2 separate regions of the Mus musculus genome follow, and region 2 is linked to region 1. The links are chromatin loops, found by intact Hi-C in ENCODE. Cell type or tissue: left cerebral cortex. All regions are shown on one strand. Region 1 holds the start of Orc2 (origin recognition complex, subunit 2). Region 2 overlaps Cflar (CASP8 and FADD-like apoptosis regulator).

Region 1 (4,000 bases):
ATCTATATCTATCTACACAGATATAGAGCGTTAGGTATTTTCTTGCTGGTGGATCATGTCTAGGGTGGTTCCTTCCTGGAAAGGTTTTTTATTTGTTTGTATGTTTTTGTTTTTTTTTTGTTTTTTGGGGGGTTTTTTGTTTGTTTTTTGTTTTGTTTTGTTTTTTGTTTTTCAAGACAGGGTTTCTCTGTTTAGCCCTGGCTGTCCTGGAACTCACTTTGTAGACCAGGCTGGCCTCGAACTCAGAAATCCGCCTGCCTCTGCCTCCCGAGTGCTGGGATCAAAGGTGTGCACCACCATACCCAGCTGTTTTTTTGTTTGTTTGTTTGTTTGTTTGTTTTTTAATAAATTAGAGTTTAACCGAGAACAGGGCCTAGTGTATAAAATGGAGGTCTGGTTACAAGATGGAGTCTGTCTTGTCAAGTTGTGGCCCTTCAACAGTACCTGGCATGAATTCCCTCCTATTGATGAAACATAGTAAGTAATAACTTGGGTTATCTATAGGAAAATAGATTCTAATAGCATAGAGGGTAGGTATCTGCCCAGCTCTTGTGCTGTTTAAGGTTTATAAAGGTTGTGTGTATGTTTTATCCGGAAACTAAATGATCAAAGGTGGGTAGTAATTTGGGTCCGGATTAAATAATTTGTCCAACAAAAGTGAAATACGGATGTATGTAAAGTATCCTCACATTTCTCAATTGGAATCTTTAAACCAGTGGTTCTCAACCTGTGAAGTATAACCCCTTTGGCTAACCCCTATCTCCAGAAATATTTACATTTATGATTCATAACAGTAGTAAAATTACAGTTATGAAGTAGCAAAAAGAAACAAACAAAAACGTTATGATCAGGGGTTACCACAACATGAGGAAGTGTTAAAGGGTCCAGCATTAGAAGATTGAGAACCACTGTTCTAAACAGCTCCCAAAAAGTCTGACTCCATTTCTTCCTTCCCACTATTATATTCCACAGATAATCTTTCAATACAAATGTGGCCAGTCCCTTAAGTACCAACTTGTAATTCATAATATCTGACACTTTGACACTTTATTCATCTATTTTCATTTTGCTTTTCTTCCTAGAAAATTCAAATCAATTCAGGCCTTAGTTTTCATATCTCTTCCTTTAAGGAAAGTGTTCCTGATTCCTTCTGGTCTTATAATTATATAATCCTGTGCCCTGCTGTTAGGAACATAACTTAAAAATCATTCTCTGTAACTTGGAAACCATTTTGTATGACTTGAAATAACGCAATGCATGTGCAATAGAAGTTTGCCACCAGGTAGCTCTGATGAGACCTAGAAGCAAACCACCGGCAGGTCACCTGGAAGCCCAGTTACCAGCCTAGCCCCGGACGGTCCTTGATATGGTTAAAAACAAAAACCTAACCACAAGGTGGTGTTAAGATAGTGAACCAAACCCAAGTTGTGAGCTTGATTTTCAGAGCTCAATGAAATGATACAAAGGTTGGAACTTTGGGATTTGTGCTCTCTAGGCATCACATTTATAGCCAGTGTGTTTATATCCATTGGCAAGAATGAGTAAGTATTCAGCTGCCTTATTCTAGCACTTTCCCCAAGACTGTATGTTCAGTTTCTTCTCGTTCAATTACCCAGAAGCTCAGTTATTCAGAGGTGCCTCTACTTGAGTATTGTATTCTTACTGTTGGTTCTAAGTATGATAAGTTCGGAATAAGCGAATCCAAATGACGTAGTCCTGTTAGTAAACAAATATTTTCATGTATCCCAGCCAGATTCACTCGTTTTCCTTCTCATTTCCTCTGTATAAGCCCCCTTTTCGTGTCTTTATTTCATTAGTTGTATGGTCCTATTTTCTTGTTCATGCTCTGGCTCCGCCCTCCCTCAAACCCTTGAGATCCCTTTGCATCATATGCGAGCAGGTATTCGCTGTTCCTCAAGCGAATCCATCTTCATTATCTTTTTTTTTTTTTTTTTTTTTTCCTCAGAGCAGCTAGACTAACAATATTAAGATTGACATAAAACACCAACCAACCGTACAACCGGGGACGCTGCCCTTAACTTCCAGACAGCTAGCACACACTTGTCTCTCCAGAGATCCGGCGTGCTCCGCGCACGGTCCCTTCCCCCGGAAACGGAAACTGAAGAGATGAGGAAAGCCCGGGAACCCACTATTGGTTGGGGGATCTGTTTTCCGACTGAGCGAGGGCCTATGGCCCGAGTCAACGGGCTTGCGGCGCCGTCGCTCTGGGCGGCTCGGCTCCCCATTGGTTTCTTAGGGCACCGCCCACCGGCGGCCGGGGATTCAGTGTGCTGCGCGCAGCTCCCTTGCCCTGCTGGGCGCGCAGGTTCGGCTTGGACCGGTCGACTCTTTCCCTAGACGCTGGCCTCCCCGGGCCGTTCTGGGGTGTTCCGCGGCGGCGGGAGTCCTGGCTGGCGGCTCAAGTGAGCCTCGCGGCCGTTCTCCCTCCCGCCGGCTCGGACTCGAGAGGTGAGTCCCAGTGCGCCCTGCTGCAGCCGCGGCTCACTGCGCGCTTCCCCCGACACCCGTGGCCTTGCCGCTCGCCCACCATGGCGGGAGATGACGAGGCCGCCGGGCGCAGGCTGGAGGATGCTGGGGAGCAGCCCCCCTGGGTGAGAGGCGCTGTCTGCGAAAGCCAAGGCTGTCCTGTGGCGAGAAGTCTCCTGCACGGACCGTGCCTGCTTTCCGGCTAACCCGGCCCTTTATTTGAGAAGAGAATGAAAAGGAACTGTAACAAAAATGGCAGTGTTCTGCCAGAGGAGAAGGAACTCGGAGGGATGTAGCTCAAGGGATCGCGGGATGGAACGACTGCTGAAGTCTGTTCTGTTGTCCCGGCCGGGTGTCCCTAAAGGTCTCCTTGGGGCAGTGCTTGGTTTGAAAAATGTGTTTACTCCCAGAGGAAAGTGCATGGCTGCCAACACTTGGTGCTGCCTTGTAGTTAGTTGACTGTGAAGAGAATTGACCCTTTAGCCCTACAGATAATCACTATCCGTTATAGATGCTCCCTGTGGATATCTGCATTTCATTGGTTGATTATGGGCATGTGCATTCATGTGGATGTTGGTGCATATGTGCCGGTAGTGTGTGTTAATTTTAGATGTCTTTTTGGATCGTTCTTAACTGAGGCGGGGTCTTACTCTAACCGGGTCCTTGTTGGTTAACCAGCTTGCCTCGGGGAACCCCATTCTCCTCCTCCCCAGTTCTGAGTGCTCCTCAACTTTTAAATGACTACAAGGATCTCAGTTCCCATTCTGACGCTTGCAGGACACGTGCTTTTAGCCACTGAGCTGTCTAGTCAGCCTCCCAGATTGCAGTTTTCTTGTGTATCTGTTAGGTAGTGTTTTTCTGAGGAATTGCAGAAAAGAAGGGGACATTCTCTTAGGAGGTCTTGGTAGGAATTTCAGTTGAGGTGATTTTGTTTGTATTACATAAAATATCTTAAAAATCGGAGATGTTGTATAAATGCATTTGAGGCTGAACAGGCATACCCTGCCTTTTTGACATTTGGATACCTTGTTGCTGTCATTTACAAAGTTCGTGGCTGAGAATATCACAATACAGTTACAGAAAATTTTGCAAAAACCACTCATAATGTTTAAGCACGTTTACAACAAGGATTCGTGGCTATCCTTGACTATATAGGGCTGCTCACCTAGTGATTAAAATACTAGATCTGGGAATGGGGCATAGCTATGATCCCACTACTCTTAAAACTGAGGCTGCTAAGTCATGAGTTCAAAGCTGGCTTGTATTATAAAGTAAGACCTTCACAATAGTAAACTAAGGGACTAGGGGTGTAATACAGTTGATGAAGTGCTTGGTTTAGCACACTGGAAGCCCACAGCTCCACCCCAGCACTGCATATGCTAATGATAGTGATACAGGCCTGTAACCTATCTAGCACATGGGAGGTGGGGGCATAATCAGAAGTTCAAAGTTATCTTTGGCTACATGGTTGGAGACCAGTCTGGGACTCATGAGATAATTGTTACACACACAC
Region 2 (4,000 bases), 230 kb before region 1:
GCTCCCACTTCAACTCTCCAGCACCTAGGTCAATAAGCATGGCTCACCACACACCACAATGTGTACATTTTTTCCCCAGTGCTGAGGATCAAACCTGGGGCCTCATTCATGCTGGACAAGTGCTCTCCCAACTGAACTACATACCTCACCTCCTTGCCCTTAAATTATTAAGCATTTATCAAGAATAAATAAAAGAAATTGATGGCTTACTTTGACTGTCACGGTATTCCACAAATCTTGGCTCTTTACTTCGCCCATTCTGGAGCTTCAAATATAAAACAGAAGGTCACACTGTGTTAGTTTCTTCAGAGACTCACTATGTTACACCTCTTTAAATAGCTTGATATTTTTACACGGGGAGGGGGGGAATAAAAATATCACCTTCACAGTTACCTAAAAATGAAGTGCAGGGACTGTTAACTCCATAAATTCCAGACTATATTGTCAAAGATCACATCAGTTTCCCATTAAGAAATGAAAACATTAGGAGGGTGGGATGCATAGAATATTGCTTCAGAACAGCTCTAAACCAGGTCTTACAAGTACAGCATGGGTGTTAGAAGGTCCCAACTTGGAATATGCTGGGACTGAGCCTGCCATCTAATCTATTCCTTTAACACCGGGCAAAGCACAGCTTGACTGCAGGTGTGAGTTTTAGGCCATGAACCTCTGTCTGTGAATCCCAACTCTGCCAGTTCAACTTTTGTAGTCCTTTACCTCTTTATCTTCTCAAGAACAGAATGATACCTAGCATATATACGGTAGCTTTGTGTTTTCACGTGGATGAGTGTTTTGTGTGCATGTATGTGCCTCTGTGTGTGCCTGGGATCCATGGAGCTCAGAAGAGGCATTAGAACCTTTGGAACTAGAGTTAGACCGTTGTGAGCCACCATATGGGTGCTGAGAATCGAGCCTGTGGTCTGAAGTGCTAAGCCATTTCACCAGCTTCAGCTAAAAAGGGTATCCATGGTGTTTAAATATTCACAGACATGCAGCACAGCATAGCGGGCACAGAAGCACTTAATAAATGTCTGTACCCAAAGCCCTGGGTCCAGCTGATAGCACTACAAACTAAATAAATAATGTCCAATTCTGGCTTTTGAAAAACATGGTTTCCGAGCTATAAAAACAGTGATGTGTGTGTCATGGCAATCGAGTTGACCCACTCCTGAAAGAGTGAACTGATTCTTCTCTCTCCTCAGAGGGCAGGGCTTCTGTAAGATGACATCACTTCCTGCTACCATCTGATCAACAGCAGCATACCTAGCCAAAGAAGTACACTGTCCATTAAGCTGTGTCTGAGAGTTCATCTGTGTATAAACTGAAGAAAGACATGCAAGCTATGGTTCCCCCAACTCTGGAATAATCCATAACTTAATCGGAACCTGGTCCTTGGCACCCCACCACAAACCCATGGACATTGACTTTCAGGTGCTATCGAAAAGGGATCAGATCAAAGCTAGACTTCAAAAGCATTACAGTGCAGTCATATAACTTCTTTTGATTTGGCAGATTCTTGTGTCAGGTAATGCCACTGTCATTTCTGAAGCACTTATGTAGCCTTAGAGGAGCCAAAGCATAGCCCAGTTATATATGCAGGCCCTAAATCTTGTGAGAGAGTTGCCAGATTCCTATGTCCTAGAGCCTGCTTACTACATGAGACATCAGGTCACGTGGTAGATTCAGCAAGTGGAAAGAGAAAGCAAGCACAAAGCTGGATCCCCGAGCAGGCGACACAGCGAAGACGCTGCACTTGCAGAACGGGAACACAGAAGTGAAGATATGAAGGATTCTAACTAAGAATGACAGTGTACATTAGAATAATCTCCCAGATGGTGGGAGAAAGCTCAGAAAACCCTCAAGGATTGTACCTAAAGGTATCAGAGACTAGAAGGACAAATTAAAAAGCTGTCCTTAAGCAATGGGGTGACTGTAGTTTATAGATCCAGTGGGAAAGAGTAGAATAGGCACAGGGCTGGGCTGGCCTGTGTGAGGTAGATGGACTGACTGCTTTAGACATATGTGTCCTTGTGTTAGTGAGTGCGTGGGTGGGTGGGCAGTACACTTCTTAACAGCCACTTAGCTTTGCAAGTCTATTGCTCAGTGCAATGTTCTCATGATACACATTTACAGAAGTTTATAATTCAACCAGTCCAGTCTAAGTCCACCTTGAAGTCCGCATCACTTTAAAGGGGTTAGGTTAATGTTATACCACTGTTCTTCTCACAAGAAAAGATGGACCAGGGGGCAAGCACAAGAGTTTGCCCTCCTCAGAACATAACTATAAACAACCATGGGACATTTATGATCATTAACTAGAGAAAGAAATCTCTTTTTATGACACTCAGTTTAAAAAAAAGTTTGCCAAATTAAAATGATACTCAGGAAAAGGGCAAATGGGAGACTGGAGAGATGGGTCAGAGGCTAAGAGTGCTGCCTGGTCTTTCAGAGGACCTGGGTTCAATTCCCAGCACCCACATTGTGAATCACAACTGCCTTTAATTCCAGTCCTAGAAGAGCTGATATTTACTTCTGACCTCAATGGGCTCCTGAACACATAAATTCATGCAGGCACACATGCATACACAAATGGTTCACAAAAATTCATGCAGGCACACAAGCATATATGCAAATTAAAATAAATAAGTAAAAATAGTTTCTAAATAGTCTTTTTAAAAGCAAATGCACAAAGAGATAAGAATCAGGAAGTTTATTTTGCAGCATTGTTTCTAGTAACAAAGGAAAGGAGGCAATTTATACATCAGCAAGAAAGAACTAAATACATTTTAGTACATGCAGAAAATGGAAGCCATGAGCCCGAGGAGGCTGAAGCAAGAGGAGGCTCATTGCAAGTTCAAGGCCAGCCTAGGTTACATAATGGATTCCAGGCCAGGCTGGATTACAGGTAAGTTCTTGTCTCAAAAGAAGATAAAAGGGTAGGGGTATCATTCAAAATAATACAAATAATAATTAAGTCGAAACAATCTCCTATTAACTATATGGAACAATATCTAAGGAGTCTCTGTTCAGAAGAGCAGACATGATATGCTACCACTTGTATAAAAGTAGACACTCTGTGGGTAGATTCTCTGTGCATGGTTATAGAAGAAACTGGTCTAGATTAGTCTCCTTAACAGGAAGGAGGTAGGACATGAGTTCCGTGAGGTAGAAGGAAACAACTTTAAAATCTCTTTGGGGACATTTAACTTTTTCTTTCTATGGGTACATTCTACCTACTTTAATTTTTAAAATTGACTCTTCAAAGAAACAAAGAATGAAAAAGATATTCAACTGTATAAATAGACACATTTGCTAATGCACATAGGACAGAGACTAAAAGAAAGCTTTCCACAGTAGTCATGCCCAGATAATGGGCACAAAAATTATTTTCTTGTTATATATTTCATAAATTTTTCCAAATATATTTTTGAACACTACTAAGGTTTATAATCATAAGAAATTATACACATTCTTAATCAAACACATATCTATCAGAATTTGTTTAGCTATTACAGCATATGAAATGAGATGTTTATTTTTATTACATCTCTGAGACTGGTTCATGCTGGTACTCCATACACTGGCTCCAGACTCACCCTTGAGTTATACTTGATACTCAATTTTGGGAGCGAAGCCTGGAGAGTATTCATATTTGATCTTGCTCCTTGGCCTATGAAGACAGAAAGAGGGCTAAGGTTCATAAACTGTCACGTGAGTCTTCAACAATGCTTCAGTCCCAGTCAACCGTCGTCTTTCAAAACACCTTAAACCTGCCCTTGCCTGAATTCAAAACATCAATTAGATGACTCTTCTGCCATCAGTCAGGGTGACTAAAAGAGCTGGTGGGCTGACTCCAGAGGTAAAAGCACTTGCCACCAAGTCTGACAACCCACATGGTGAAAGGAAAGAAACAACTCACACATGGGGCTCATAAGCAAGTGAGTGCACACACACATGTATATATATATACATATATATACATATATATACATATATATAT

What was found. Peaks named below come from ENCODE experiments on the same cell type or tissue, not always from the same donor. Only the 100,000 strongest peaks of a DNase experiment are listed, where the experiment ranks them.
Region 2: it touches region 1 in a loop (2.1-fold over the local background); 1 of 42 quality-filtered maps calls a loop at or near these places.

The regions. Positions count from the first base shown.
Region 1 is chr1:58,503,241-58,507,240 of GRCm38, reverse strand. It overlaps Orc2 (origin recognition complex, subunit 2), which reads left to right and starts at 2,132. Exons shown (of 18, transcript NM_008765.3): 1 at 2,132-2,469. Gm15834 (a long non-coding RNA gene) reads right to left here and starts at 2,125. Exons shown (of 4, transcript XR_865442.3): 1 at 1-2,125. In left cerebral cortex, a CTCF peak has its summit at 2,307; a DNase peak (open chromatin) is centred at 2,187; H3K4me3 peaks cover 2,231 bases; H3K27ac peaks cover 609 bases.
Region 2 is chr1:58,731,923-58,735,922 of GRCm38, reverse strand. Cflar (CASP8 and FADD-like apoptosis regulator) reads right to left here. Exons shown (of 10, transcript NM_207653.6): 5 at 3,597-3,670; 6 at 211-265. Among named protein-coding and RNA genes, the nearest start is that of Cflar, 21 kb to the right of the region's middle. In left cerebral cortex, no CTCF peak of the experiment used is centred here; a DNase peak (open chromatin) is centred at 1,820.